Linked DNA regions of Homo sapiens: region 1 is linked to region 2. A link is a loop called in an ENCODE intact Hi-C map of the cell type or tissue named here. Cell type or tissue: heart left ventricle. All regions are shown on one strand. Each heading gives the region's core, and the rest is flanking DNA. Links, peaks and the distances in the headings are about the cores only. Region 1 overlaps LOC105374942 (a long non-coding RNA gene). Region 2 overlaps LOC101928354 (a long non-coding RNA gene).

Region 1 (16,533 bases), core at 3,280-11,279, 210 kb after region 2:
TCACTCAATATTGCCCACCTTTTGGTCCATGTTTCAGCCAACCAACCAAATTTAGTCCCTTTGTGTTGCTATGAAGGAATATCTAAGACTGGATACTTTATAAAGAAAAGAGGCTTCTTTGGTTCATGGTTCTGCAGGCTGTACAAGAAGCATGATGCCAACATCTGCATCTAGTGAGGGCCACAGGCTGCTTCCAGTCATGGCAAAAGGTGAAGGGGAGCTGGTGTGTGCAGATCACATGGCAAGAAAGGAAGGTGGTGGGGAGGGAGGTACTGAGCTCTTTTAAACAACCAGCTCTTGTAGGAACAAATAGAGCAAGAATTCACTCACTCTTGCAAGAATGGCACCAAGTCATTCCTGAGAGATCTGCCCCCTGATCCAACACCTCCTACTGTTCCCCACCTCCAACACTGGGAATCAAATTTCAGCATGAGATTTGGAGGGAACAAACAAACTAAAGTATAGCACAAACAATTAGAGCCCTTTCGAACGGCCTGAGCTATAATGTTAAATACAGAATCTCTGCTTAGTGAGCCCATATCAATGAATTCCACCTAATCCAACTTTATGTTCCTCCTGCCATTATCCTATACTCTCAATATCCACTCCCACACGTTTCCCAGATTTCTATCTGTATAAATTAGAAAATTCCAGTAGTTCTTTTGAACTGTGGTATGCTTCCTTGTGAGTTACATTTTGTACCTTACCTTTAGGAGCCTACTAGGACTTGAATCAAGTTATAGGTCTAGAAGCACAGAGGGGTGATATAAATGGATCTTGAGGAGAATCACTGTCTAGCATAGCATCTACCACAGAGGAGGTCATTACAGTTTTCGAGGACAATGCAAGTTTAATCCCACCAGTTGAGAGGTGAGGGGGTGGAGAAGCCACTACCACTGGGAGTGGGAAGGTGGCTTCCCCAGAGGTTAGAGAGGCCTCTTCCACTGGCAAATATTTATCAGATTCCAGGGGCTCGATTTCCCCAGTTTCATCAGGTCTTCCTACATATCCCCATTCCAGCTCTCAAAGTGCATATCTTCCTCACTTCAACGTTTGACTTCCTGTGAGGCTGAGAGTTTAACCTGGGCAGTCATTCAGCCAGTCTCAGGATAAGATTCTGTGTTTGATTTTCAGCAATCATAGCCCTGCTGCTAAAGGCAATAATGATCTTGCAGGGCACCTGTAGAAGATTTCAGGTCTTGTACATGGGGCTTAAGCTGAAGATTCAAATCCTGGAGCTCATCCTTTCCTTTCCCCACTTTGCCCAGTGACATTTGGATCAACCAGCCAATCTCATACTTGTTAGTTTGCAAAAAGTGTTCGTAAGTATATACATAGCTCCCCACCGCCCCCCCGCCCATTGCCCCCGCAGCTCCTTGCTTCCTACAAGGGGTTGCTAAGGAGTATCCAAAGGTGCTGTTTTACGTATCTCTATTGCCAGATCATGCCATGGACTACCAGTGCTCTCATTACTACTAAAAATAAAGTCATTAGCATCTTGAAATCTAATCAGATTAGAGAGTCAATTCCAGAAACCGCAGAACCATTTCAGAAAACCTGTCCTTAACATTCTTTTTTTTTTTCTTTTTAATTTAATCATTTAATTTTTTTGAGACAGGGTCTCATTCTATTGCCCAGGCTGTAGTGCAGTGGTGCTATCGCAGCTCACTGCAGCTTCAACTGCCCGGGTTCAGGCAATTTTCTCACCTCAGCTTCCTGAGTAGCTGGGACCACAGACACACTACCCTATGCCTGGCTAGTTTTTTTTTTATTATTTGTAGAGAAGAGGTCTCACTATGTTGCCCAGGCTGCTCTCAAACTCCTGGGCTCGGGCGATCCTCCTACCTTGGCCTCCCAAAGTGATGGGATTACAGGCACAAGCCACAGCACCTGGCCTTCATCCTTAACATTCTGTTTCTCTAGAACTATTCAAGGAAGTGGGGATAGTCATACAATATTGCAAATGTACTAAATGCATGGAATTGTACACTTAAAAATGTTTAAAATACTAATTTTATGTGTATTTTGCCACAATAAAAAAACCACAGTTACAAAAAAGGAAAAGAAATAACCCAGCCTGAATGAAAGTAGGCAAGAGGCAAAAAGACCCTCAATTCAGAGTTTAACTCAACAGAAAGTGCTGATCAATTTGTTAGTGGATAAGGATAAAAGCTCAGAGTTTTAGAGTTTTAAGAAATAAAATATGAATCTAAGGTTTTCGATCTGTAATTTTACGTTCATCTTTCTTCTAGGATTTAATCAAAAGTCTTTTCAACTTTTGGCCCGATGATTCTATGCTAATTTGCACTTTCAACTTAACATTCATATGGTCATTTTGTCCCAGGCAGAATTAAAGATTCAAGATGTACCTACTTCTTCCGGGGACAACATTCATGATTCTTAAAGATTTCACAAGTGTACCTTCTAAGGTAAATTATAAACAGTGCCAAAGAATTTGCTTCACCGCATGCCTATAGGGTTGTGAATCAGGCTTAACTCTTCCTCCCCCACCCCCATTCCCCCATTCCCATCTCACCTGACATCTTCCTTTGACCTACTTTTTCAGAAATCAAAGAAGTAATCTTAGGTGGTGATTTGAAGTCCCACGCCATTTGTACTTGCTCCTCTTAATCTACTCTGCTTTCTGTTCCTTCTTTCTACTGCCCAGGGTAAGTGGCTGGAAGTAGTAAGAGGTCAATGCCAAGTGAAATCCTCTGGCGTTTTCTTCTGACAACCAGGAGTCTGCAAAGTGAGTTTGCTGGGAGCGTCCAGTTTTTTCAGCTTAACGTTAGGTGTACTTTCTGTCTTCGGCACAAATTGTTTCCAAATGCCTGTGGGTTGCAATATGATTTTCCCATCTTGAAAATCTATTAAAAAGGAAGAGATTCTTCACTTCTCCCCACCCCACCTCCAGGCACTGCAGATGGCGATTAACACCCTACACAGCCCCTCCCCATAGCATCATCGATTTTCTGCCTGCATTGCATCTACTTCACAGTTCGAGACATGCCAAATCACACACGTTCTAAGTACTTGTTGCTAGCAACAAATCTCTGTTCCTCAGTGGCCAAGCAGACTATATTTGGAATGTCAGAGCACCTAGCCCTTCCCTGGCCCACTTCCTTTAGCTCAGAAGTCTCCAAGCCTGAAAGTAACCTCACCCGTGTTTCCTTGAGTTCTGCTTGTTGAAGCAACTCTTTGGATTAACTCCGCAAAACACAAAGTGACAGCAAAACAGAGAAACAATCAGATTCTTTTCCATGAACTCCTTTCTTTTCTATAAAAGTGTTATTAATCCCTATCTTATGGGACAATTGTGAATGTATTTAATGAGCTCATCAAAATATACATACACATACATATATATATAGAGGGGGGGGGTTGGGGGGAGAGAGAGAGAGAGAAAGAGAGAGAGTCTCACTCTGTGGCCCAGGCTGGAGTGCAGTGGCACAATCTCAGCTCGCTGCAACTTCCATCGTCTCCCAGGTTCAAGCAATTCTCCTGCCTCAGCCTCCCAAGTAGCTGGGATTACAGGCGCTCGCCACCAAGCCCAGCTAATTTTTTTTATTTTTCTTTTTGGAGACAGAGTCTCGCTCTGTTGCCCAGGCTGGAGTGCAATGGGGCAATCTCGGCTCACTGCAACCTCCGCCTCCCGGGTTCAAGCATCCTGCCTCAGTCTCCCTAGTAGCTGGGACTACAGGCAAATGCTGCCAAGCCAGGCTAAATTTTTTTGTATTTTAATAGAGATGGGTTTCACCGTGTTGCCCAGGCTGGTCTCGAACTCCTGAGCTCAGACAATCCACCCGCCTCGGCCTCCCAAAGTGCTAAGATTACAGGCATGAGCCACTGTGCCCGGCCTAATTTTTGTATTTTTACTAGAGACCGGGTTTTGCCATGTTGGTCAGGCTGGTCTCACACTCCTGACATCAGGTAATCTGCCGACCTCAGCCTCCCAAAGTGCTGGGATTACAGGCATGAGCCACCTTGCCCAGCCTGAGCTCATCAAAATATTAAAACTAGTGCATTTTTAATGGCAGTGTAGACCTAGCACATGGCTGGCAGTGTATAACTGCCAGGTGTTTCTCCTCTTTTCCTCACCCTTTCTCTCTCTTTTTTATTGAGGTGAAATTCACATAACATAAATCAAATCATTTTAAAGTGAACAATTAAATGGCATTTTATACTTTCCCAGTGTTGTGCAATCACATCTCTATCTAGTTCCTAAATATTTCCATCCCCCCCAGAAGGAAACGCATCCCCTTTAACCACTCTCCATTTCCCTCTCCTCAGCCTTCACAAACAACAATCGACTTCCTGTCTCCATGCATTTACCTGTTCTGGTTATTTTATATAAATGGATTTATATAATATGTGTCTGGTTCCATTCACTTAATGTAATATTTTTGAGGTTTTTTCACCTTGTATCACGTTTTGGTAATTCATTTCTTGTTATATCTGAACAATATTCTGTTGTATGAATATACCACAGTTTGTTGTCTATTTATCTATGGATGAACATTTGGGCTGTTTCACCTTTTGATGTTTGTAAATTGTAAGTAGTGCTGCCATGAACACATATGTACATGTATTGGTTTGAGTGCCTGTTTTCAATACTTTTGAGTATATAACTAGGAGTGAAATTGGTATTCACCCTTTTTTTTCTGTTACTTCTCTTAATGATCTCATGTCTGCGTGATCCTTAATGATGCCCCGTTTTAAAATTCCTGACATTGTTTGTCACTAGGTCATTTGTCTCTAGTTTAACTGATCAATCTTGACAGCAATTTTTCACTTTTATTAGTATTTTAAGGAATCAGCCTGTGGTTTTGAGAATCTTGTCTGCTTATACATTTGAATTAGTTACAATGATTGCTTTCTCTTTGGATTTGTTTCGCCACTCCTTTGGTAATGTCCGGAGAGAGCTTCTTAACTGACACGAACGGGGCTCCATTGGTATGTCCTGGGATCCCTCGTCAGGCCTGTGCACTCCCAGACCTCCAAGGGCCGGGACCTGCATTTTTGTCCGAGGGCCGTCCCCAGGCTGCCTGAACTTACTTAGCCTATGGGCATAGTGGGCTGGAGGTGCCTGGGAACTAACAGCGCCAGAGGAAACCTTTAACTAAAGACCAAAGGCTGTCAGGGTGTAAATACTCTTCTTGCCCTTCGGCTGAGATAATTCTGAAGCATATTTTACTTAGTTTTCTAGAGTTCTTCTTGGTAATTAATGCAATCAAGCTCCAGTCTCCTGCTGTGATGACTGCCTTCATAACATACCCTTTATTATTTATCTGTCTTCCCTCCGTATCTCACTTCCTACCTGTTCCTACTTGTCTATTTCCCTGTGAGGGACTGAACTGTGAGCCCCTCAGATTCAACGTACGAAGCCCCTAAATTTATTTGTTCGAGTCTGAAGCCAAAGTACCTAAGAATGTGGCTTTATTTGGAGATACAGCTTTAAAGAGGTGATGAAATTAAAATGAGATCATGAAGGTACACTCTAATCCACTATGACTGGTGTCCTTATAAGAAGAGATTAGGACACAACACACACAGAGGGAATCCCATGGGCAGACACAGGGAGAACACAGACATCTGCAAGCCAAGGGCAGGAGCCTCAGAAGAAACCAAACCTGCTGACACCTTGATCTCAGATTTCAGCCTCCAGAAATGTGAGAAAATAAATTTCTGTTGTTTAAGCCACCTAGCCTGTGATACTTTGTTACGGCAGCCCAAGCTAATTAATTCACTCCCAATTAAACTGTTCGCCCTTGAATCCTTGGCTCAAGGTCTGCTTCTGGGGAACCCAAGCTAAGATTCAAAGTTTATTGATTTTTTTCAGTGTTTCTTCTTTTCTAAATATGCATTTGAAGCTATAAATTCCCTTCTAAGCAAGGCTAACACTCTGATATGTAGTATTTGATAGTGTAATGATAAGTATTTGTAGTATAATGGTAAGCTTTGATATGTAGTATTATTATTTAATTTGAAGTATTTTCCATTGCAATTTCTATTTAACCTGTGGCTTATTATAACTCAGAAGGGTTTCACATTGGCCTTATAGATGCTCCAGCCATGTGTGTCACTTCTGCTCACAACTCAAATGACCAGAACTAGCCACAGGGCTCCACCCAGCCACAGGGGAGCAGAAAGCACAACCTACCGTGTTGGTGTTGCATAGAACATCTTTCTACATGTTTCCTCTTGCGTAGGTGCTAGAATTGCTTTAGAATAGGCTATAAACCTGGGGGTGGAGTCACTAAGTCATCTTATTAAACCCATCTTCCATTTTATTAGAAATTGCCAAGCTGCTTTCCAAAGCGGTTGTGTGAGTACACATATTGCCCATGCACATTGTTCTGCACCTTCACAACCCTTCATATTATCAGACTTTTAAAATTTTTTGGCAATTTTGGAGGCATGAAACAGTATCCTTTTGCATTTTAATTTTCATTTCCCTGACTAATAGGCAGGTCAGGTTTGTTTGTTTGTTGTTGTTGTTGTTTGAGACGGAGTCTTGCTCTGTCACCAGGCTGGAGTGCATTGGCACGATCACAGCTCACTGCAACCTCCACCTCCTGGTTTCAAGCAATTCTCCTGCCTCAGCCTCCCAAGTAGCTGGGACTACCGGCACCTGCCACCACGCCCAGCTAATTTTTGTATTTTTAGTAGAGACGGGGTTTCACCATGTTGGCCACGATGGTCTCTTGACCTCATGATCCACCCACCTTGGCCTCCCAAAGTGCTGGGATTACAGGTGTGAGCCACCGGGCCTGGCCAGGTCAGGTCTCTTTTATACCACATGTCCTGTGATGGTCTCTACTTTATATAACTGTATTTTTAAAATAAATTTTATGAAACATTTTCCATTTTAATAAAAATTAAGTTTATATCCTATTTGATAATAATTTGTGGCTCATTTCCCAATAGATTACATCATAATTCTCTAAAACTAATCCTTGCATTTTAGCAAGACTTCAGGTCTATTTAATTAGCAAGGCTGAATTTAAGAATGAACTTGAACTTTATCAGGGGTCAGTAAACTGTTTTTTTGGTAAAAGACCAATAGAAATATTTTATTTTATATATTTTTTTGCTTTGCAGGCCACATGGTCTCTGTTGCAAGTACTCAGCTCTGTTGGTATAGCAGAAAAGCAGATATAGACAATATGGTGTGGCTGTGCTTCCATAAAACTTCACTTGTGGACTCTAAAATGTAAATTTTGTGTAATTTTAGTTTGTCACAAAATATAACTCTTCTTTTGACTTTTTCCTCAGTTATTTAAAAATGTAAAAATCATTCTTGACTCAGGCTATATAAAAAAGAGGCAACAGGCCATAGTTTGCTCTTGGGCCCTAGCTTGGCACCCCCTGAACTATATGAAAGCTTGACTCTAAAGGCAAAGAATGTGATAGAAGCTGTGTACCTGCTGTTAATGCAACTCACATTGCAATCAACACGAAAGATTAAGATCTCGGCCAGGTCTTTCAATCCTCTTTCTCTGTTTTTGTGCCTTACAAGGATTTTCTTAGATAAGTTTCATGAGCATGGTAGATCCAATGGTCTCAAAAGATTTATCCTGCATTCTGCATGCACAGGTGTTTCACACAGCAAAGCCCAGGAGCACAGGTCTTGCAGCCTCTGGATAACCAACTCGTCTCTCACCAGTGGTTCAAAAAAGCCCATGCTATCCTCATCCAAATAAACTTATGAAATGCTTTACCAAATGATTTGTTCAGAACAGTGAATACTAGACACAACTTTGTGTGGAACAAGAGGAGATCCAGTAATGACAATACATCTTTTGTTAGAAAGACTTACAAAGGCTGTGACATTCTTCTTTGAAGTGTTGTCATTGTGTTGGATGGGATGAAGTGGTTCTAGGACACACAAAAAAGGATCAAGAACATCTGAGAAGACTACAGATAAGTCCTTACTGCTGATTTTGGACACAGGTAGGTTACAGAGATGTTACACAAGCCCTCTGGCTTGTCAGTAACCCAGGGATCTGCCTCTGCAAGGCTAATACCATGGTCATTATACTTTATCTCTCTGAAATGCTCTGGAGTCTATTCCGCATATAATTGGATGTTTGTTCAGATAGAAAACCACACTTTGGCCAAATAAGTCTTTGGTTTCTTCCAGGTCAGCCATATGAAGATTCAGATGAGCAGTCTGTGCTTCCTTTGCCTTATCTCTCAAGAGCTGAGACCTTATTTCTATTCCACCTTGAACAATTTTGTTTGAGTACAACATATTTACTGATATGGTCAGCTCAAGTCATTGTGGAATGAATACTTAGATGCTGCGTTCTTCCAAAAACTGAGCAGAACCTCCCTTCTGTGAACATTTTCAATAGGTTGTTTTCAAGGTGAGAAAGTGGGAGGGAGAAGGGGATGAGCATTGAAGTAAATATTTTTTTCTTCTTCTACTTTTGCTACTGGGAATGTTCCTATCCAGGAAGGCAGGTCCCCTTTTATTTTATCAGATGCAGAGGAGTTATCGTACCTCTGTTACCAATTCTTTATCCATAATTTATGTTAGTAACAAGGGACCTGTTGCTAGCAGTTACTGATGAAAACAAAAGCTGGTGGCTTTCTGGAAGAAGGGGGCGTGTGATCTCAAGAGAGTTGCATCATGGCCATACTCCTCTAAGTTTCTAATTTTTTTTCCTTTTTTTTTTTTTTTGAGACAGAGTCTCATTCTGTTGCCCAAAGTGGAGTGCAGTGGCTCGATTTCAGCTCACTGCAACTTCCGCCTCCCGGGTTCAAGCAACTCTCCTGCCTCAGCCTCCCGAGTAACTGTGACTACAGGCCCGTGCCACTATGCCTGGCTAATTTTTGTATTTTTTGTACAGACAGGGTTTTTCTATATTGAGCACGCTGGTCTCAAACTCCTGACTTCAGGGGATCTGCCTGCCTCGGCCTCCCCAAGTGCTGGGATTACAGGCATGAGCCACCACGCCTGGCTTCTAATTGTCTTTTTAAAAGCCTTTTCCCCTTTTGTGTGTGTGAGTTATCTTCACTCTCACTGGCCACCAATAACAAAAAAAAAAAAAAAAGAAAAGAAATAAAGAAGTGGGAGATGTTTAGAACATTTCTGTGATGTCAAGGCAGATCCAGTAATTAAAGTTTTCCCTTCTTCCTATCTCGATTTGATCCCAATGCACATTTTTTTTTAGGTAAGTAACTTCAGATTTCCTAATCCACTATAGCATTTAATTCTCAGGCTGTTAATGGAGTAGAAGTCATTCCTGTGGCTGGCATATCTGAACTGCCTGCATATCAATATCTGTTGAGACATAGCACCAAATAATCATTCGAAGCCCAGAAGTGAATAAGAACAATCCATTCACGCGTGGGACATTTATTGGATATCGTCTATTTTAAAAACATTGGCTCATCACTCTGGGATATGAATAAAAAATTAGAGGAGAAAAGATGAATATAAAAACATATGGTAACTGAAGAAGGACTGAAGAGCTGATGGCAAGGATTCTGTCTCAGGTGTTTCCAAAGGCAGAGAGAGTCTACGAGTCAATTCCAAAGACATGTGTTCTCCCTTCCTCCAATTCAGCTACCACCAAGGCTCCACCTGGCCCTTTAGGGACTCACGCTCCACTTACATTTCTGGGAGGAGAACAAAACTGGTTCTTCCTTAGGAACCAAAACAGTAACATGGGCCCTGTGCTGATCTGAAAGGTATTTTTATTTAAGGAAAAGACTTGGCTTTTTTCATGTTAAGGTTAAATATTTTCTCTGGGGACTGTGATGAACACCTCCTGAAAAGTAAAAATCTAACGGTGTGTGTGTGTGTGTGTGTGTGTGTGTGTGTGTGTGTAGGTGTGTAGGACGTTTTCTCTAGAATTCTAAAATTTCTTTTCTTAGGTAATAATTTTCACATTTGCTAAGTTCTGAATGAATCTAAACTATTTTGCTTTGAGTTTGTCTTCCTATTACTAATCCATTTTCTGCTCTAGAAGATTTTGAAGATAAGGTAGGTTTTGAACTTAGCCCACTGACTGCCAAGCAATAGTCATTTACATGGAAAGCAAAAAAAAGAAGTTATTGGCATCAGAATTGACTCAGTCATTAAAATATTCCACACCTAGATTTCTCAAAGAACTAAAAACAAAACTACTATGTGACCCAATCTCACTACTGGGGATACACCCAAAGAGAAAGAAGTCATTATATCAAAAAGATGTCTGTACTCAAATGTTTATCACAACGCTGTTCACAATAGCAAAGACATGGAAGCAACTGAAGTGTTCATCAGTGGAGGACTGGATAAAGGAAATGGGATAGACTATTCACCATGGAATACTTGTCCATCCATAGAAAAGAACAAAATCATGTCTTTTGCAGCAGCATGGATGGAACCGGAGGCCATCGTCCTAAGTGAAATAACTCAGAAACAGAAAGTCAAATACCACATGTTCTCACTTATAAGTGAGAGCTAAACAATGAGTACACATGGACATACACAGTGAGTGGAATAATAGACGCTGGAGTCTACAGAAGATGGGAAGGTGGGAGGGGCTTGACAATCGGAAAGTTACCCATTGGGTACCATGTTCTCTATTCGGGTCATAAGTTCACTAAAAGCCCAGACTTTACGTCTATGCAATATATGCCTGTAAGAAATCCACACTTGTACTCCCTAAAGGTATAAAAATTAAAACTAAATAAATAAATAATTAAATAATCCATACCTAAACCATTTGCAGTGGAAGATTTTTGCACAGTTTTATTTTCTCGGGGTCATTTCCTACCCTGAGTTTTGGCCATCTGCATATGGTTATGGAATTACTGTCTCTTAGGATGCTCTTTACTCTTTCCTGAGCTGGTGAAACCTAGGGGAATCACTAGAATAAACTTCACTCTCTATTTATGCGGATTTGCTTCACAGGGAATCCTTTGTATCAACTGAGTCACTGCCATCAAAATATCCATGAGAAGTTCACATAACCTCATTTCCCTCTGTTAATGTTACTGAGTAAAGCACAAGACAGGAATATTCTTAGAGGATATATGGCTTCCTCTTAATCAGAGCTGGCTTAGAGTGGAGAAACAGGGTCCCTGGGGACAAAGCAAGGCACTCATGAACTCTGGCCACTGTAAGACAAACAATGGGGAGACCTTATTCTTAATTTAGATTCTAAGCAAAGGTTTTCCTGGTGACCTAGTTCCTCTGGAGCAATCGCACTGCTCCAGTGATGTTTTAGCGACTTGCCCTGGTACCCTGAGTTCCCACCTTGCCGCTCGTCTCACATTTTCTTTCAGGATATCTGGATTTTTCCTCTGATTTACACATTTCCTCTATAATTCTGCACAATACCAAAAATAAATATAATTTCCTTCCTCTTAAAACTCAATAACCATTAGGCTAGAAGAAGAGGTACCATTTGGCAAAAAAAAAAAAAAAAAACTCTCCATATCACATCCTGCCTAGCGGTAACCTCAAACTTGATCTCACAGTGAGGACAGCCTGATTTTTCTCATGCTTAGGAAATCACCAAGCCATGGTAACACTTTCCTGGATGTAGCTATTGTAGCGTACTGGGGCCCCTGAGCCATGCAGGGTCACACAGTTTGTCTGGGGTGAGAGGTCTCATTCAAAATGCATTACACCAAATTTTCCTTTCAATGAAGTTTTGGCTGTACCACCTCCACTGCCCCACCTGTAAAAAGAGGAAACTTCTCTTATAAGAGAATGAGAAAAGAGGGAAGAAGGAGGAGTGTCCAGATGGATAGAAGGGGAGGGGAAGGTGGTTTCTTTTTTTCTTTTCCTTTTTTTTTTTTTTTTGAGATGGAGTCTCACTCTCTCACTCAGGCTGGACTGCAGTGGTGGTATCACTGCAACCTCCGCCTCCCAGGTTCAAGCGATTCTCTTGCCTCAGCCTCCCAGGTAGCTGGGAACTAAAGGCGCACGCCACCACGCCCAGCTAAGATTTTTGTATTTTTAGTACAGGTGGTGTTTCACCATGTTGGCCAGGCTGGACTTGAACTCCTGACCTCAGGTGATCTGCCCGCCTCGGCCTCCCAAAGTGCTGGGATTACAGGCGTGAGCCACCGCACCCAGCCCCGGAAGGTGGTTCTATAAAGACCTGGCCTTCCTCCGGCTCTCATCTGCCGATAGTCTAGAAGAGCAGATTCTGGGAGGCCTGATTCTACAGCTGCCCACGGATGTTTAGAGGCACTGACGCACCAGCTTTCCTCTACCAAGGAAGATCCCTTAAATCACCCACAACGAACAGTGCATCATCTTTCAATGGAGGCAATTCAGCCCGTTTTTCCCATTATTGGAACATATCTCTGCTTCTCTTCCTGAGCACTAAAGTAGTTGGCATGCATTTAGGAGCCATGTTGTGTGAAAAATATGGCTCACCATGTAGTTGGATGTGAGTAAGTTGGATGTGACTGGGATCTGTCTCCACTGTAATGCAAAAGGTATGGGCATTCTCCCGCCTGGTCCTTGAGATCCCTGGCGGAATATCTGTGATCTTCTAAATTTAATATAGTTACAGGGTAATTGACAGGCAGGACTACACTTCCCTTCTTCCCCAGGAAATGCCTGTATTCATTCTATGTTAAATTTGTTTGATTTCAAAGATCCACTGGGTAATTCATGGCTTCCTGCTCTTTCCCTTACCCAAATGCCTTCCCACTCTATTTATGAGTCCAGAACAGGTCAACATTTGAGGACCTAGTAAATCAAGTTGAGTTTGGATTTCCGTTGCAATTTTGTGACTTCCTATATGAGCACTTTATTATCACAGAGAAGGAAGTCTGGGGAGCAGGACAGAGATAGTTCAGAGAAGTCTCCACTAATATTTATAAAGACATTATGTAAAAGCATTCTCCCCAGCCCCCACATCTCCCCTTTTTTTAACACCCAGAATTCCAAAAGAATGAGCATTATTTTCATTGATTGCTGCCACAAGCAAGAAGAATAGGGCCAATCTATATTTTCCCCCACAAAATTTGGAGAGGCATGATATATAGAGAGAAGCCTAAAGGAAAAAAATACATGCAAGTATAATAGAATGGTGTTTGCTTATTGTGATTTGTTAATATATGTTCCTTGAACTGAACTAGATAAAAGTAAATAAATACTATGAAGATTTGTCTTGTGCCAGTATGCTTAAAAAGGAATTTTATTTCATCCTTCCTGTCATCTTGCAACATTTCCAAATATTAATTTAAAAATTTCATAATTCCAATATATATTTTGCATCAGGATAAGGCATATTGTGTTGAAAAAATTGTCACAATTTTCTTTCCTTTTTTAGAGACAGAGCCCACTGTGTTGCCCAGGCTGGCCTCAAACTCCTGGGGTGAAGGAATCCTCCCACCTCAGCCTCCCAAGTAGCTAGGACTATTGGTGTGCACCATCAAGCCCGCCATCACAATTTTCTAATCCATTCCCAGGCTGATATAATTATTGAACCTGAAAGAGTAAATACAGATAGGTGACAAAATCAAAATTGGAGGTTAAGCTTGTCTTGTCCAGTCCAGATCCTGCTTTCAAACAAGATTTGGGATATTGTCTCAGAGAATTCCCAACAAATATAGAATGAAATAAAATCCATATGAGAGAAACAAATAAAGAGCTGTGGGAAAGCAAAGGAGGAGGTGGTCAGGTCTGTGAGAAAGTTCTGAGAACACTTTCACAGAGAAGATAATAGTGGAGCAAGAGGCATGGACCCCACTGGTTCTGCCTTACATGGTACCAGAAGCAGCCTAGCTTAACAGTTAGTAGATTCTCAATAAGAAGTTGTTGAATTTATAATGGAAGGAAAGATGAAGAGAAAAGAGCTAAAGTTATACCCTTAGAAAATACCTATATCTAGAGGGCAAAAGAAAGAAAAGGAAGACGACAAGAAGAGGAAGTAAACAGAAAACTATGCAATGTATGAAGGGATGTCAAAGAGAATTTGGTGGGCAGTATTTTCTAATGCTGTAGAATAATGCTACTTAAAGTATGGTCCTCAGACCGGTAGCATAAGTATCAACTGGAAACCTGCTAGTAATACAAATCCTTGGCCCATCCTAGACCTACTAAATCAGAGTCTCTTGGAGTGGGGGCCCAGAATCTGTGTTCAATGAGCTCTCAAAGTGATCTTTACGCACATTAAAGTTTAAGAAAAAATGTGGCATATTTCTGGAAGATAAGTTGCTACTGACATAACTCAAGTTTCTGATTCTTAGAACCAAATTCTTGCAACCTCCTAGGATCTTCCCAGAATTAAGTTGCAGGGAAATCACTGTATTAAATTGCTAATGTATAAATGGTTCAAGGTAAATAGCTTATTGCATGCTTTATTTCTTAAAACCTTTCTTTCATTGTAATGTCCCACTTCAGTAAGAGTGAAAAGGAAAACAGCATTAAACTTCCTCAGTTAATCATACCTAAAAACCACTCCGGTATATTATTAAACAACTCAGTTCACCTCTGTCAGCTACCATCTCAGGGAAAATTACAAAATGTTTTGCATTGAACAAAAATGAAAATACAACATCTCTGAATATACAGGATGAAGATAAAGTGGTACTTGAAGGGATATTCATAGCATTAAGTGATTTTATTAGAAAAGAAAAAAGACCTCAATTTAAAAATCCAAGCTTCCAATTTAAGAAACTAGAAAAAGAAAAGCAAAAGAAACCCAAAGGAAGCAGAAGAAAAAATATATAAAGATAAGAACAGAAATGAACAGAATTTATAAAATAAAACCATAGAGAAAAATCAATGAAATAAAAAGTTGGTTCTTTGAAGGATCAATAGAATTAATAAACTTTTAGCCAGTCTGACAAAGAAAGAGAGAAAACACAAATTACTACTACTGGAAATAAAAGAGGGCACATAACTACAGACTTCACAGATGTTAAAAAGATAATAAAGGAATACTACAAAAACTCTACAGACATAAATTCAAGTTAGATAAAATGAACCAATTCCTTGAAAGACAGACTATCAAATTCACCCAAGAAGAAAGAAAGAACCTAAATAGCTCTATGCTTATTAAAGAAATTAAATTTGTTGTTTAAAAATTTTCAACAAAAGAAATCTTCAGACTCAAATGCTTTCACTCCTTAATTCTACCAAAAATTTAATAATAAAATAATACCAATTGTATATGACTTTTTGTTAAAATAGAAGAGAAGGAGGTTTTATTTATTTATTTATTTATTTATTTATTTATTTATTTATTAGAGACAGAGTCTCCCTCTATTGCCCAGGCTGGAGCGCAGTGGCGCAATCTCGGCTCACTGCAACCTCCACCTCCTGGGTTCAAGCAATTCTCCCGCCTCAGCCTCCCTAGTAGCTGGGACTATAGGCGTGCGCCACCACGCCCAGCTAGTTTTTTTGTATTTTTAGTAGAGATGGGGTTTCACCATTTTGACCAGGCTGGTCTCAAACTCCTGACCTCATGATCCACCCACCTCAGCCTACCAAAGTGCTAGGATTACAGGCATGAGCCTCTGCGCCCGGCCAAAGGAGTTATTTTCTAAATCATTCTTTTAGGTCAACAATACCCTGACATAAGATCAAGACAAAGACAGTATAGGAAAAGATAACTGCAGAAGAATATCTCCCATAAACATAGATTAAAAGTTCTCAAAACAATATACTAGGAAATCAAATCCAACAGTATATAAAAAGAATAATACATCACAATTAACTACAATTTATCCTGGGAATCCAAGGTTTGTTCAATAGCAAAAAGTCGATCAGGCATGTTGGTATGTACCTATGGTCCCAGCTACTTGGGAGACTGACGCACGAGAATCAGTTGAACCCAGCAGGCAGAGGTTGCGGTGAGCCAAGACCGAGCCACTGCACTCCAGCCTGGACAACAAAGCAAGACTCTGTCTTAAAAAAAAAAAAAAAAGTCAATCAATGTAATCCATCATATTAATAGATTTAAAAAATATTATATCAATTGATGCAGAAAAACCATTTGACAAAATGCAGCATCTATTTGTGATGAAAACTCTCAGCAAACTCTGAAAAAAAGAGAAATTTTTAACTTTGTTTTTTCTTATGATTAGGAGCAAAATAAAAAATCTTTATTCTTAGGCAACATCATACTATAAGTCCTAGCCAGTGTAATAAGGCAAGAGAAAAAAATAAAAAGCACATACCTCTTTATTATTTTTTATTATTTTAAACTGTCCTCATTTAAAGACAATATAATTATCTACATAGAAATAGCCATGGTATCTAACAAAAAGCTCCCTAAAACTAAGTATCTGGAATCCACTCCTGAAATAACTAACCCACTTTCACAATAAGAACATCATTCCATTTATGATGGTGAAGACCTCATGACCTAATCACTTCCTAAAGGCCCCACCTCTTAATACTGCTACAATGGCAATTAAATTTCAACATGAGTTTTGGTGGGGACATTCAATCCATAGCAAATACCATTTATGGAAACTCCCCCAAAATGGAATTTTTACGCGAAAATCTAACAAAACTTATAAAGGATCTGCTTGCTGAAAACTACAAAATGCTAGTGAAAGAAA
Region 2 (16,533 bases), core at 5,438-13,437:
TGTTGCCTACAGAGACTTCTCCAGGGAATAAATCTCCCTTGTCCCCCTTCCCACCCCCATTTCCCCACCAGTATTCATTTTTCTGATTAAGCAGATTCAGTGACATATGAACAAAAAGGAAGGTGACACTGCTTGGAATATGAGAATTCTCAGGGAAATGGGCCATAGAATTCATGAGTGATGGGACTTTTCCTATACAAAAATAGCATCTGTTATGTTGTAGTATAATGACCTATTTGCACTTGTGTCTGATTTACCTGATGAAGAACTTCTGTAGGGTAGGAAGCATGCCTCATTCATCTTGTACCTCTGATGCCAACCAAACATCCAGCATCCAATATCCAAACTACAATAATTCAACTTCTGCATAGGGGTGAACAGCATTACTAGAAGAGAGCATAGTGAACTGAATGGTGGCTACCCCCAAAAGACATGTCCAGATCTTTACCCCCAGAATCTGTGAGTGTGGCCTTATTTGGGAAGTGGGTCTTTGTAGAGATAACTAAGTTAAGGACCTCAAGATGAGTTTACTCTGGATTATCTGGATGGGCTCTGAATCCAATGACAACTGTCCTTAAAGAGACAGAAGAGGAGAACACTCAGAGAGAAGAGGAGAGGACCATGTGAAGATGGAAGCAGCGATTGGAATGGTGCAGCCACAAGCCAAGGAACACCTTGGGCCACCAGAAGCTTGAAGAGGCAGGAAGAACTCTCCCCAGGGTCTTCCAAGGGAGCATGGTCCTGCCAACACCTTGATTTCAGACTTTGGACCTCCAGAACTGTGAAGGAGCACATTTCTATTGTTTTTAAGCCCCCAAATTTATGGTAGTTTATTATAGTAGCTACAGGAAACTAGTACAGGGGGTGACTTGCCCTTGAGAACAGCCATTAAAACTAACACACAGAGCTTGGCTCATGGCATTGAAAAGAAGAGACCAAGAAAAAGGCTAGTTGAAGGACTCTGGTTGGCAGAGCACAGGTAACGTGGACTGAATTGTTAAAAGAGGCCAGAAGGGGTGGATCTTGAGTTCCAGGAGCCTTGAAGAGCTGAAAGAAGTTTCAACCTAGGCTGAAGAAATGGAGTAACAGGAGCTTATAATTCACCAGACTGCATGCATGATTTAGATCTGGAGCACGCACTGCAGTATGCAGTTGAGTTGACCAGAAAAATACTTGAAGGCTTTGCCAATGGGGAGAGAGAAGCACCTTGGAGAAAAATGGGGTTTGGGTAGCGGGAGGATGGCCATTTCTCAAGCCAGGCCTTTGAGAAACTATTTTGCCAGTATCAGGGGCTAAAAGAAAAGGATCCAGGCATGGAAGGATTTTACTCCCAAGTAAGCAATGAAAATAAGCCAGTTTGGGGGCTGGGCGCAGTGGCTCATGCCTGTAATCCCAGCACTTTGGGAGGCCGAGGAGGGCTGATCACGAGGTCAGGACATCAAGACCATCCTGGCCAACATGGCGAAACCCCATCTCTACTAAAAATACAACAATTAGCTGGGCGTGGTGGTGGGCACCTGTAATCTCAGCTACTTGGGAGGTTGAGCCAGGAGAATGGCTTGAACCCAGGAGGCAGAGGTTACAGTGAGCCAAGATCATGCTACTGCACTCCAGCCTGGTGACATAGGAAGACTCTGTCTCAAAAAAAAAAGAAAAAAAAAAAAAAGACCAGTTTGGCCCGTCTGTTCCTGGCGTGTCCTGTGCTGCTCCAGCCTGAGGACCCTCTGCCTCACAGGGACTCAGTCCTCATGCACACAGATGGGGTGGGGGAGCTGATAGCACTGTGAGGAGCCAAGCATCCTCCTTCAGAGATGAGAGTGGCAGGGATGTCAGAGACGTCCTCAGCACCAGGGCCAAGTTGGAGAGAGCAGACTGTGTTTTGTTATGAGAAGATAAATGTAAGACACTGGAATTCCCAGCAGTGTGAAGGAGCGGAATGTACGCTGAATCCACTGCCAGGAGACCTGGGCTATTGCTCCAGCTCCATGATGTAGCAGCTGGATTACTTTGCAGGAGTAACGTATCTTCTTTTTTTTTTTTTTTTTTTTTTGAGACAGAGTCTTACTATGTCACCCAGGCTGGAGTGCAGTGGCGCTATCACGGCTCACTGCAACCTCTGCCTCCCAGGTTCAAGTGATTCTCCTGCCTCAGCCTCCCAAGTAGCTGGGAGTACAGGGGCGTGCCACCGCACCAGGCTAATTTTTTGTATTTTTAGTAGAGATGGGGTTTCACCGTGTTAGCCAGGATGGTCTCGGTCTCCTGACCTCATGATCCCCCCACCTTGGCCTCCCAAAGTGCTGAGATTACAGGTGTGAGCCACCATGTCGGGCCCATAACTTCTTTGTCTTTCCTGCAAGGAGCTTGGGGAGATCACTTCCAAGGTCTCTATAACCCTAAGAGTCTACATTCGCTGCCTGGCTATTGAATGAAATGGATTCAGCCGTGGAAGTGTCTTCTTGCTAAGTCACTCAAACCAATATGGAAAGTTTTCTGATATACACCATCCTCCCCACCACCAAAAGCAAAACAAAATAAAATATCATATGATATATAGGAAAAGTATATTCCTAAGAAAGGACTACATGATTATAGCATGGCTTGAGGTGGGAAGTCAATGAATGAATGTTGAATGATAAACGGATAAGGGTTGATTCATCTTTTTGCCAAAAATATAATATAGTCATACAGAGTATGTTCTTAGGAAAAGGACTACATGATCATAACATGACACAATGAGAACATTGAATGGATGAATGTTAAATAAATGGGTGAGGGATTTAAAAGGATTTTTTAAAAAAACATAGAATGCTTCATGAATTTGCATGTCATCCATGTGCAGGCCCTATGCTAATCTCTGTTTCATTCCAATTTTAGTACATATGCTGCCAAAGTGAGCACTGTAAAAGGATCTTAAGGATTTTTGCTAAGTAATACACCAAGTCTTATTTCTGCCAGTTATCTGTATCATGACATTTAATTTGTTTAGCTCTACCTATCCTTTTATTTTTAATTTTTTGAGACAGAGTCTTGCTCTGTCACCCAGACTGGAGTGCAGTGGCGCAATCTTGACTCACTGCAGCCTCCACCTCCCGGGTTAAAGTGATTCCTCTGCCTCGGCCTCCCGAGTAGCTGGGACTACAGGCACCTGCCACCACACCGGGCGCAAAGTTTTGTATTTTTAGTAGAGACAGGGTTTCGCCATGTTGGCCAGGCTAGTCTCAAACTCCTGACCTCAGGTGATCTGCTCGCCTCAGCCTCCCAAAGTGCTGGGATTACAGGTGTGATCTTACTCTTTAAGTGAGAAGTGACTTGTACGTGACACCCATATCAACTCTTCCCTCTTGGTGCCCTGAATCAGCTAGACAGTCTTTGGCTACATTGGTGGTCAGTAAGTGTTGATGACTCATTGAGCATGGATTTCTCTCACCTGTACTTTGGACTATACAGAAAACCAAAGATAAAGGGCTGTCTTGAATCTATTCAGGGTCCTTGTGTTTTGCTCTTCAATGCTTACCACCTTCTTTTCTTGGACAAGGGTGCCACCTGACCTTACTATTCATGCCTTGTTGACTGACTTCATCAAAAGAGTTGTAACAAACTGTTTTTAAACTGTTCTTATTTGTGGGGTAAAACATCTTTATTCCACTTGTAAGAACAAACAAAAATTATGGCACTATGCACGTTATAATGGAGATGACTGGCATTCTCTTAAAAGAAATAGGCTACAAAACAGAGAGAGCTCAAAATGATGGCAGGAGGCCAGGCCAGGTAGCACTGAAAATCCCTATCTCCCTGGCCTGCAGTGTGACACTGCCTGGTAGGAGGTGATCTGGAGCCAGGTGTGCCATGCTGTGACTGTAGCCAGTGTAATTTCTGTGGAAAAGTCTCAACTATCACATTAACAGGCCATTTAACAGACGCTGTAACCACCCTGACGCTGGGGTGTTGGTCCAATTTATCCTCCTGTGGCTGAGTGTGCGTTCAGATTTAATGAATTGGTTGAATTCATTTGGTGATCGGTTTTGGCAGGCTTCTTCTCCCTATCTCCTTGGTTTCCCCCTCCATGCCCTCCGTCACCACTGAGCCCTATTGGAGGGACACCTGTTATTGAAGACACTGCCTAATTATGTGCAGGACAAATACACACCCACATGCACATGCACTTTCATTACACTCCTGGAAAAACAAAAGCAAAGACAAGAAAATATTGCTTTTGGCTAAGTGAGATGAGGCTTTCATTGCTCCAAATTCTGTGAGTTTGGATAATGAGCAGGAAACAACCACAGTTCACATATTCCGAAGCCATGAGGATATTTACCTCCTGTTTGGACGGGTGGATACATATTTGGGTCAAGGAAATCTATGTAGAGGACAAAAGAGCTTGAAAATTCATTCATTCATTTACCCATTCACCCATTCATCCATTCATTCACTTGTCTTAAAAGTCCCAGATACTCTGGGTGTCTGGAGATGTTGAATAATAGCTTCTGCCTTTCCTCCCTCCACCCTCTCCCTTTTTCATACAATTTAAAGAATGACACACATGAGCACAGAAGTAATTTTAACAACACGAGAAATGGCTATTGTTGAGGAGCAAACCAAATATCATCAGGGCACAGAAGGATCACCATGTAACTGCCTGTAGATGGCCAGGAAACCTTTTGAAGGAGATGATAATTGATCTGAGTCATAAAGAATAAAGAGGAGTTTGTCTATCTGGGTATAAATTAACCTGGCTTTCTGTCATTTGTCTGTCTTTCTGATTTCCCATCAGCTTGTTGAGGGCAGAAGCTGTGTGATTGGCTTCTTTATGCAGTGGGAACCTGGCCCAGTGCCTTGTGTATGGGAACCACTTGCCATATTTTAGCTGAGTGAACAAATCTATAAATGACAAGTACTGAGATTCTTTATGGAGTGCACATTGACTAGTCATGGTCAAGATCTCCTTTTGGATTCAGGTGACAGCAGGAAGGTTTGTGCTGGAAAATTTACAGGGTACACAAGGACTGGGAGGCCTAGATGCTGTCTAGGTGGGCCTGGACACCTAGAAGGTGACCCCAGGACTGACCATGGGTACAGAGTCAACTAACTGTTGCACTCTACCTCTGGATAAGAGAAGATCACCACTGCTTCACTCCTCTGGTTGGGGTGGTGGACTCCCAGCTGCAAGACTCTGCCTAAGGGGTGCTTCGTGAGGAAGCTCCTTGGAAGTCCTGCCTCTCTCTAGGTCCTGGACGGCATGTGGGTGACCAGGGATTGACCACACTGAGTGTGATATGGATCAGAAGGATAGAAAAGGCAGCAACAACAAGTGATTGTCTCTTCCTAAGTTTTCCTGTCTTTTGTTGCCCTTTTATCTGCAGAGCATGGTCTAATAAACAGAGAAGGCTCAGGAGGGTCAGAAACACGGTGCCTCATTTCTCAGCCTACTTGCCAAGAATTCCCAAAAAGGAAGCACTGGAGGATCATTCCAAGGCTTGAGGTAATCAGATCTTTCCAGAACTTGAATTAGGTGGCTTGGGAGATTAAGACATTGAAACAAAAAGAGCCCAGTCTAGGAATCAGAAACCATTCTTTCTGGTTCGAGCCCTAGTTTATTGACTGGTGAATGACCTGCAGCAAGTTATTTAACTTCTCTGGAATATAGTTTTCTCCTGTTTCCAAAATCTAGCACTCAAAATCATTTATACATTTTGATTTATCAGGCACTCAACATATATACTCAATGTCTATGTGTAGCAAATACAGTTTCCCAAGTAGAAATAAAGAATACTGTTTTTCAAAAGCCGTGGGGCTTATGAATATTTTTGTAGACTGCACGTTATCTGCAACCATTCTTACATTTAACTGTGTCTCTGGAAAGTGAGTTCTTTCTAAAGGGATAGAGGTACTAAATGGTGATATTCTATAGCTAATGTGGAAAAATTTATCACAGCACTGTGTGATTTGTTCCAGGGACTACCTTTCCCAAAACAGAGAAGCCAGTAGCCTAGATGTCTGATCTAGAGATGACAGACATCAGCTCCTTTATTCATTAGCTGGTACATTTTATCATACAATCGGATTTTGAATTAAATTACAAATAGGAACTTATAACATTGGGATTAAAGTAATGTTGATTAATTTAATTTATACTAAGGTGTAGATGACTGATACTACAGCCTATCCTCAGGGTATATTTTAAGTAATGATAAGGAAAAAAAGCAAAACAGGAAAAGTGATGGGAACTCCAAGGGTGGTGGCAAGGTTATAGGAAGAGGGTTAAGGACATGGCAAGGAGAGAATGAATTTTCCAAGGATAAACTTCTTTTTTACTTCCTGCTTTTTTCCTAAGGTCAGACAGAAACCAGCAGTATGGGATCCAATTTCAGAAAATGTCACAGTCTCCTTGCTTTATGACCCAGGCTAATTTTCAAGACCTCAAAAATCAGATAAAGCTGCCAAAGTCGCTCTTGAGGGATTTTATGAAACTAACATTCTTTTCTCCTTTCACATCATGCATTTTTTTGGTGACTATAAAACACACCTTAATCGTAGAACATTTAGATACCACAGCAAAGCATAAAGGAGAAAAAGCCATCCTCAATTCCACCATCTTTAATATCATAGTGCATTATGTTTTAAAGGCAAAAGGGAGTTTTCAGGCCTGCATCATGGCAGTTTAAAGCGAGGAGGTAGCAAAGCCACCACAGCAAAAACAGAGGCAGGGCCTGGGCATGTTATGTCAGCAGAACTTGGGACCAGTTTTTTTTTTGGAGGGGGAGTAAAACTACATTGTATACTCTCAATGAGATGTGTGTGTCTATATGATGGAGGGGGCTTGGCATGTTCGGTTACCACTTTTTCCATCTTATATTCTTAGTAACTAGGTTACCTGAAGAGTCCATTTGCCACATTCAAATCAGAACTGATTTTTAAATTAGTTGACGACTGTGTAGGTAACACAGATCAGAGAAATTCTGTGCATATACGTGGCACTGTTTGAGTGTGTGTGTGTGATTGTGTGCGTGTGTGTGTGTGTGCACATTCTTGTACCTGCCTAGAGGTCAAGTAACCAAATTTGGAATGGAGTGGGTTGAGAAAAACTTCTCTGTTTTCCTGCCTGTTCCCATCACTATGACTTGCAAATGAAGCCTTTCTTCACGAAGTAAGTCAGGTTGTGGGCGAGAGATTCAGAAGACTGGAGAGAGTTTTTCTGCACTGCCTGCTCAGCACCAGAGAAACCGGAGGACCCTTGGCTGTGCCCACAGCGGGAAAAGCCCAGGCTCCAGGTGAGGCCTCGCTTCCCCCTGGGTGGTTTGAAGAAGGGGCCGATGGCGATCATAAATATCATTTGCTGACACGGAGTCCTGGGGCTGCGCTGACCACAGGAGTCGCGGTCCCCAGGATGCAGGAACTGCTCACAAAGCAGGCATTTATGAACTGGTTGGCTTTGCATTAATTAATTCCCCATTCACCAACAGTAACAATCCCTTCAATGAGTGTCCAGGCCCTGGAAAGCCCTGGTGTTGATTGGAAGTGACAAGTGCATCGCAAAGTGTGACTGTGTTAATATGGAACAGCGCAAAGGGACCTGGAGCCCCTCTCCTGTCCCGCGCCTTCCTTCCCGTGTCATTTTTGAGGAAGAAAGAGGACTTGGCTTCTTAAGGAGTGTTTAATTTGGTTTTTCCTCTTTGGTGGTTCGCTTGTCAGCTGCTGTTTTCTCATCTGCTTCTTCTCCGGGATGGGTTAGTTCTGATGTAGTGAGTTCTGTCATGAGTCCATGGAGTGTCGCAAGGCCATCGAAGGGCCAAGAGCCCTGACAGGTCACAGGGGGCTGATAAGCCAGGGCTGATATACACACACACACATACGCACACACACACACACACAAACGGATATGGACTCTCTGGGGAGGCTGGGCAAAGCCTGGCAAATTCGCTCATTGTTAAGAATTTGGGAACCAACAAGAGACTTGGAGTTCCACAGGTCTTAGTAAAAGCTGAAATGGCAGGGAAATTGTAGAAAGTGGAGCTGATTGTCAATTCCCGAAGGCCAGGAAAACATCTCTTCTTTAACAGGCAGCTCTGTGCCATGTGCTTGCAGGCTCTAAATAAACGTTTGTTGGCTGGCTGACTGGCAGTGGGTTAGACACTTGCCCCTGTGATCCTCCAGCTTGTTTAATTGCCAGTTATTTGGCTTCTTTCTTTCCAGTTGTCTTACTAGTTTGCCAGTTTCTGTGTCAGTTGCTGGTTCTAAGGACGCATGCACTTATCTGGCTGGGCCATTTTAGGTTTTGCTACCTATTTACACATTGGCCAAATCTTTCTTAGTTGATACGGTCCTTTATTACTTTTGAAGATTTTCCGGTTTGTTTCATTCTGTGTTTTTGCTTGCACTTTTAGGAAGTAGATTTAAAAGACTTCATTCACCCTTTTCTAGGTATACACTGTGCTAGAAGATACCAAAATGATTAAGAAAGATCTCCCTCTTACCACTAGAAAAGAGGATTAAACATAAGCACATTCACAAATAACTGTAAGGCAGGATTAAGACAGGCCAGCGCTGAAAGAGACATATAAATAAGGGTGATGGGGCTTCCAAGGAAAGCACATCACAGCTGCCAGATCAGTCAACAAGGGCTTCCTTGGGCATCTGCAATGGGTCAGGAAAGATGGTCAGGGTTTTGTCATGTAAAGGGGGCATTCTTATCAAAGGGAATGGGAAACATCCGAGGCTGTGTGTTCTGGGAAGGAGTGAAGAGTACACTTTGGGGTAAAGCATAGATTTGGGCAGGAGAAGTGGGAGGGACCAGGGATTGAGGACTTTGTCAGCAAGGGTGAGATGTCTGCAGTAATTTTTGCAGACATGCAAACCAGTTGGGAGATGTTTATTTGGGTAAGTGTGGGTGGGACTAGGGTGAGTCACGTGAGGGGCCTAGGGCACAAAACTTAAGGAGACTTGCTCTCAGGTGCCACCTCTGCCTTTGCAGGATCCTGAGTCAGGTCTTCTTACTGCGCTCCCAGCTTGGTCTGGGAGTGGGCTGACCAGTGAGCAGCAGTTTTGCATATTCGCAAGATTGCTGCGAAAGCTCTGCATAGGAGGGATTGGAGACGGTGGGCGCTGTGTGAGACCGTGCAAATAGAGTTAATAGAGACAGAAAAGATGTGCAACCTGGATGGTGTGAATGGTGTGCTCCTGTAAAACAGTCAACACAGGCCAGGGACAATTCCACATGCTTTTCACATGTTAATTAATTTCCTGATGAAAGATAAAGCTTCTAGCCAGGAGTCCAGACAGCTGAGTTCTAGTCTAGCTCTGCTCTAAAGAGTCCTGGGAGCCCCTGTGGCCTCAGCTTTTTGACCTGTGAAATGACCGAGTAACAGACCATTTCATAGGTCCCTGAGAGCTCTAGAATCTCACGTCACTCATGACGTATGTTAATATCAGCTGGCCTCGAAAGAGAACCCGAGCCTTGGGGACCCCAATCTTGGATCTACAAGATCTCTCAGACCAGAAGCCCTGGGGGGTAAATCCCTCCATCCAGAATCTTGTCTTTCATCGATTCAGTGTGAACTACTTCTCAAATTTCTACATTTCTGGTCCCCCTTAAACACTGACATTCCAGTCAGTCTGATGTTAAATTCTGCTTTCCCCTTTCCACCTTGTGTTACCTACCACCACAGCCTGGCCCACATTTTTCTACCCCTCCCTCCTTCTGTCATTAACAAAACTCCCCAGACCCTTGCAAAGCCCCTACAGCAGAATTATCCCAAGAGAGAAACAGTGGATTTAATAAGCTTCCCCTTAGATGGCCCCAAATCCCTTCCAGTTGATTAGGGGAAAAAACAACTACACACAGGACAGTTTCCTGATGCGGGAGGTGAGAGAGAGAAAGAATAAAGAAAGTTCCTGAAGTCCTGGGCCTCAGGGACCAAATTAAGAAAGCAGCACCACTTATTCAAAATCAGATGAATGTCAGTGGGATGTTTGTCAAACAAACTTGTCATTATTTGTCACAATTTGAGGAAGTATCAGTCAATAGTCACACTCGAGCGCATAACAGAGTTATTTATAGCTGCCAGTCTAGAGTTTTAACTCATGCAGGGCCAAGGTTCGATGTTATAAACAGCTTTGTTTATAATGACTGCGTGGCTATAAATAGTTTGGTTCCCCGGGTGTCACAGAGCAGCCCCGGGATGGGCTGCCAAAACCAGCGCCAGGAAGCAGGCTGCAGCAGGGAGGTGAATCCTGGTGGTGGTTTTTTTTCTTCTCCGAGTACCCTTTCTGTGAGTCCTTGGCCAGAGTATTTCATGTTGTTCCTCAGTGTCCCTTTTGGAACGGGGAGTCGGGCTCCCTGGTGTTCCTGGGAGATGGTGGAAGTTACTCACTTAATGAATTAACATCTGCCCCAAGATCTGCTGTTGAAAGGGAGCCAGTATGGGGAGCACCGCCTCTTTTGTGCCTATTCACGGACAATGAGCTAATTACAGTCTCTCTCCTGCTGGAGGGTGGAGGGAGATATCCTGTTATTCCAGTGAACAGGCAAAGCTCTAAAGGTTTATTTACAGCTTCAGATTTAATTTGAACGACAGCAGCATCTCTTCTAAAAATACGAGGTTGTCAGAAATTTAGAAATTTACTAGTTTCTTGTGTCAGCAGAACCTTATCTAAGGAGTGGGAAGTTGGGGGATTTGTGGGGAGCAGAAAAGAGGAAGGGGAATATGTATACATAAATTTTACATGTAAAATACATAGGTATGTCAGCTTAAAAACTGATCATTTTACCAATTGGCACAGGGGCAGTATTCTCAACATCTTCCTGACAACCTCCAACCCCACCCTCCAAAAATGCAAATCTATTTGTCATATGGAAATTTCTTGATCGACTCTTTCCATGTCACGCTCAAAATCCTTACAGTCAATTTTAATACTATTAAGCTAAATCTTCTTTTGCTTTCTTTTTTTTTTTTTTTTAAGAAAAGGTGTGGCCATGAAAAAAAATTTATTGGATCTTAATTTGCAAGATTAGTTCTGGTTCATTTTATTGCAGTAATTTAATACTCATAATGATTTTCTGATGCATATGTTTTAGCAGCAAGATCTACTTCCTATTCATTTTTCATTTCAATGCAACTGACGTATATTAGGCAGCATGGTACAGATCTAAGGGAGCAGCACCCCGTGAGAAACTGACATCATTCTGCCATCTTGGCATCCTCCCAGACATGTGTTGAGCCCCAAGAAGCCTGCACCCAGGTATATCCAGGGATTCAGGACCGAAGGTGATAAGCAAGAAATCCTTCTTTAAAAAGGAGTTACCTGTTTTTCATGGATAGGATTATTAACATCATTACCATTATCATCATTACTGCAATTCTGGCTAAGGGAGCTGTGAGTTGCATCCTATTTGAATGTCTCCCACTGGATGGGAAGGAAGCAATGAGGGCCTCCTAAGTAAACCAACAATCACACTGCAGGGAAGGTGAATCATGGACTCCAATACCCAATGCCACAGGACTCTGACCCAGGTACTAGGGAGGGCATCCTGGAGGAGGTGGCCTCCGCATTGAATCCTACAGGAGGTTCCTTAGGGTGGTAATTGTGCCTTTTTGTTTCTGTACAGACACCTGCTGGCATAGTAGGCACATGGTACATCTTTGTAGAGAGAGTTAATGAAGGTGTATTCTTTTTAGGAAGTTGACAGTCCCTCTGGAACTCTATGTCATACATTAGCAATACATAAAAATAAACATGAATTTAAATGGTTAAAAATGAAAAATAAGAGAGAGGAGAGAGATATTTGTGGAGTGTGTGTGCTGGAGTAGAATGAGGACCCCCCATCTGATTGGTGCTCTGGAATTCCTAAACAAAACAATCAACTCCCTATTGGGAGTCGGCCCTTGCATGGCAAGAGTGTGCAAGGCCAAGGTGTAGGAAATGAAATGGAGCAATGAGCATGTTGAAGTGAATTGATCCGAGTGGAGTGACAGGCATCGTCAGCATTTCCTCTCTGTTTATTTTTACATGAGGCTTTACCCATACGTGAGGCCAAGACCTCATCCGTTGTGGGTTCCAATTCTGTGTTCATGAAGGAGGTGGCATTAAGCTAAAAGGAAGAGGATAAGTACAAGGAGATGGACATTATATCAAGTTTCTCCCTTAGTCTTTCAGTTCTTCTCAAATACTTTTTCTTGTGGTTATACTTAGTTTCATGATTATTTCTACCATTTTTAAAAGAGAGATTCTCAATGTTTATTTTAAAACAAAAAGGACAGATGTTTTTCCACATTGTTATTGGGTGAAGGGGGAATTTTAATATTCACATTATCAAGCATCTGATTTCAGAGAAGATTCTTAGAATCGGAAATCTGTTTGCCCAGTCACTCATAGCTCCCATCTCAGAGATATTATGACGATATATCCTTGACCTAAATGTTCCCATTTAAAGGAAAAGGAACAGAACAATAAATTTTGCAGCATAACATGTAAATCTGATGACGGCTTATGCTTAATATTTTTGTTTATTTCTGTTTCTAAGAATTTTCCTCAATGCCGAGTACCAGCTGAGGAGGATGTGGTATAAATGTATTAAGCAGCTTAGGGTCTCTGGCCACTAATTCTTAGGATTGTAGCTTTTTAGAGCTTCAGGAAACAATTAGAATTTTCTACTTTAGTTCTCTCTTTTTTACAAATGTGGAAGCTGAGCCATTTGACTTCTAAGAGACAGAGTTGGGATAGAACAAATGTCTCTTGGCTCTTAGAAAAGATAACTAATATTTGTTAGACACAAATAGTTGTGCCCTTTACAAAGGTGCAGTGTGGTGGTTAAGGATGAGGGCTCTGGGGCCAGACAAGCCTAGGTTTGTATGTTGGCTCTGTCACTATTTGTGAGGCAGTGAAATGTTACTTCTCTTCTTTAAGCCTCAGCTTTCTTCATCCATAAAATGGAAACACTAATGACACAACAACAGAGGCATTGGAACGACTGAATGAGATAAAGCAGGTCAAGTACTTTGCGATTGTTCCTGACACATGGGACATCTTTAACATGTGACACAAACCACAGTGAAAACAAAACCAAAAAGCAAAACAACCACCCCACAGCTAGGCTTTTTGTTCTTTCAGCCTGGTAGGATCTGTACAGAGATGTTACTGGTGAAGCTTCTTTCTTCTTCACGTCCTTTTGTACATGTTTATTTCCATGGGGGTGGAGAAGCCCTCTGAGAGAGAAACACACGAGTCCCATTCACCATTAGGCTTTGGGTACAGTGACAGATCTGATGGATGGGTGGGTAGCGATGGGGAACAGGGAGGGGAGGTCCTGGTGAGTCATCACTATGAGCAAGAGGGGTTCTGATATGCTTAGCTGGCCCAGAGGGGGAGGGTCTGGGCAGTGAACCCCACTTTGTAGCCCAGCCTTCACCTGCTGGGGGTGCAGCTTTGCTCTGGGCATTGCTTTGATCAGCAATTGGAACTCAAGGTGGATGAGAGCTCCGTGAAAGGGACTGCTATACTGTCTGGCCCTGAGGACTCAGATGGTTGGGACCCCACCCCTGGGATGAGAACACGGGCAGCAGGGGCACAGGTTGGCAGCTTTGAGGACCTGAAACTTATTGGAGAGAGTTATTTATTTCTGTAAATACCTGGATCTCTTGTAAGTCAAGCAAGTGGGGACTTAGGCCACTAGAATTTGGAACAGTTGTCTTAATCACACAAGCCACGTGATTTCACTCATATCCTGGGAAATATTATTTGCACATAAAATTATCCCATTTAATCCCTCAGTAGCCTTGCAAAGTTTTTATGGTATTTTGCATATCAGGAAAATGGAGGCTCAGAGAGATGTAAATCACACTTAAGGTCACAGATATCAAAATAAAGCCTAGAATGAAAACAAATATCATTGGTTTTATAGTCTATATCCTGTCCTTGTCCATTGACCCAGCTGAATTTTACTTTTAATGCATTTTCCTTCCACCTCCTACCTTCTTTGGTTTGTGAATGGAGAGGTAGCCGTGACTTCCTGTGGCTGAGCCACTTCCTGTGGCTGAGGGAAGCAGCAGGCTGTCTGGTTACCTGAGCCAGGTCTGGGGCCAGGCAGCATGCATTCTAGTCCTGCCTGGGACACTCACTGGCCTCAAGATCTTGGGCAAAACAGCTGACTGCTTTGCACCTCAGTTTCCTCATCTGTAAGGTAAGGTGTATTAGGATTCTCCAGAGAAACAGAACCAACAGGTTGGGGGTGGGGGGTGGGGTGGAGAGAGAGAATGAGAGAGGGAGAGAAAAAAGAAGAAGAGAAGAGAAAAGAGACGAGAAGAGAAAAGAAAAAGAAGAACTAGAGAAGGAGAAGGAGGAGAAGAAGATTTATTTTAAGAAACTGGCTCAAGCGATTGTGGAGACTAGCAAGTCCAAAACGTTCAGGGCAGGCTGGAGACCCAGGGAGGAGTTGATGGCGTTCCAGTGGGAAGGTATTCTGAAGCAGGTTCTCTCTTCCCCAGGGGACCTCAGTCATTTCTCTTAAGGCCTTCCACTGACTGGATGAGGCCCACCCACATTATTCAGGGTAACCTGCTTTGCTCAAAGACTACGGATGTAAATGTTAATCTCATCTAAAAATTACCTGCACAGCAATACCTACACTGGTGTTTGACCAAATATCTGGGTCCCATGGCCTAGCTAAGTTGGTGCATCAGATTAACCGTGGGGCTAATGAGATGTACTACATAAGGTTGCTTTGTGGGTTAAGTGAGCTGATATAGGTGAAGAATTTAGAACTGTGTCAGGTACAGATAAATTCTTGATAAGTGTTATCCATCATTCCTTCCAAAAGGAATCATTCATTCCCAGGGCAGACTCTCCCTCTGTGGCTTGGACATGTCATCCTGGCCACTGGGTCCATGCCCCTGAAGTCAGCAGGCTTTGCTTCTCTTCCATTTACTTCTTGTGGCTGCGAAGAGTCTCTGTGCCTTGAGTGTGGCAGCCTGTGTCTGGGAGGAGAGCGAGCTTTCCTGGTGCCCACATCAGTGAGGACACTAGGTGCTGCCTCTTAGTAAAGGCCCAACAGGGGAGATGCTGCAAGGAGATGTCTGGGGATGGAATTCTCCTGAGAGGATCTCTGTTGTTGCTTATACTCGCGGCAAGAAGCAAACACATCGCTCTTTCATCTTGGCAGGATGTGCTGCTGCTGCCAGCCTGTCTGCCCCGCCCCTGGATCGCCCCCACCCCCCCGACTCAGGTGGATGGCCCTTCAGCAAATGCCTTTCTTGGAAAAAAAAGGAGAACTGCACCCCTTGCCGCCCACCTCCTTTTCAGTTCAAAACTCTGCTCTATCTCCTTTGCCCAGCCACACCTTTCGTGGCCCTTCCTACCTGACAAAGGGAGATACCTTTGAGAGTCAGGCCTGCATTGCGAGCTGAGCGAATGTTCTTTTTGGAAACAAAGGAGTGTTCTTTTGGCTTTGGTTGATGAAAGCAGGTGGATTAAGAACTAGGATAAATGCAAAATATCCTGGAGGACAATGGGGAAGGAAAGCTGCGGGAAGGAGACATGGAAAGGAGGGTGGAATGGGAGATGGGAAGGGGCTGGCAGGACCAGGGAAAGGGTAAACCACGCTTTCATCTTGGAGTCTGATCTGTTTCTGAACTCTGAAGAGTAAGGCCATGAATTTTAAAAGGTGTCTCTGCAGTATCTCTGCAGCTGACAGCTCCAGTCACAGAACCAGCCCTCTCTGAAGCTCAGGAGTGCCACAGGAGGCTGAGCCCAGGGAGTCTGGAGACCAGGAGGCTGGGGGAGCCCAGCTGGCCCTTGTCAGGAAGCAGGATCACTCACAACTCCAACGCACTGGCCTGGGCAGGCTTCTGGCTGCACTTGGACGTGGCTGGGGCTGAGTATCCCCTGGCAGCTCCTGGAGGTGTCCACAGGGATGGTATCAGCAGATAACTTTCTGAGCAGGTCTCAAGGCACTGCTGGATGTGCTTGTCAATGACAAAGTCACGCAGACACCTGCTGCAGTCCCTGTTCACCTGTGCTGACTGCTGAGAGGACAGCAGGCCTCCCGGGGACTGGCTGTTTTCTCAACAGGGTTTTGAGAAAGGTCCTCTTCTAGAAAGGGCTGGGGGACCCTGCTTTGAGAGCTGCTCCCAGAGGGGGAAGCCAGGTAGTTCCAAAGGTCCTGGAGGAGGCTCAGAGTCTGCAAGTCACCCAGTAGAGGGAGGGATGTGAAGGTGGCCTGCTGAGTGCTCTGGGCTGGAAAAGTGGCAGTGAGTATTGTCCTTGGAGCCCTGGGAGAAGTGTCAGTGCATCTTACTTTATGAGAAATGCATGCTCTTGAGAAATGGAATGTGGACATTTAAAAAATATGTATTGTTATATCTTTATCAATATGTCTGATTTTTTTTCGAAACCCTGGAGTATCGCAATCATGACTTCTCTGTTTGTGAATTGAGCATCAGGAATATTGAGTTTTCTAAAAGCAGGGATATTGGTAATGGAAGCAAATGGACACTTCTGGAGCTGTCAGGTAGCCCAGAGCAGGACCCCAACAGCCACCAA

What was found. Peaks named below come from ENCODE experiments on the same cell type or tissue, not always from the same donor. Only the 100,000 strongest peaks of a DNase experiment are listed, where the experiment ranks them.
Region 1: a loop joins it to region 2, with 3 times the contacts of the local background. A loop is called at or near these places in 6 of 110 quality-filtered maps.

Annotation. Positions count from the first base shown.
Region 1 is chr6:14,418,078-14,434,610 of GRCh38, reverse strand. LOC105374942 (a long non-coding RNA gene) reads left to right here. Exons shown (of 6, transcript XR_926510.3): 3 at 2,345-2,429; 4 at 2,669-2,749; 5 at 7,597-7,953; 6 at 8,144-13,937. It overlaps LOC101928331 (a long non-coding RNA gene), which reads right to left and starts at 2,831. Exons shown (of 3, transcript XR_001743994.3): 1 at 2,537-2,831. In heart left ventricle, for the core only: no CTCF peak of the experiment used is centred there; no DNase peak of the experiment used is centred there; H3K27ac peaks cover 385 bases.
Region 2 is chr6:14,632,900-14,649,432 of GRCh38, reverse strand. It overlaps LOC101928354 (a long non-coding RNA gene), which reads left to right. Exons shown (of 4, transcript XR_241980.4): 2 at 5,364-5,482. It also overlaps the pseudogene RNU6-793P. Among named protein-coding and RNA genes, the nearest start is that of LINC01108, 360 kb to the right of the region's middle. RefSeq lists a silencer at 8,941-9,235 and enhancers at 8,744-9,727, 12,795-12,894. In heart left ventricle, for the core only: a CTCF peak has its summit at 10,418; a DNase peak (open chromatin) is centred at 10,202; H3K4me3 peaks cover 975 bases; H3K27ac peaks cover 2,099 bases.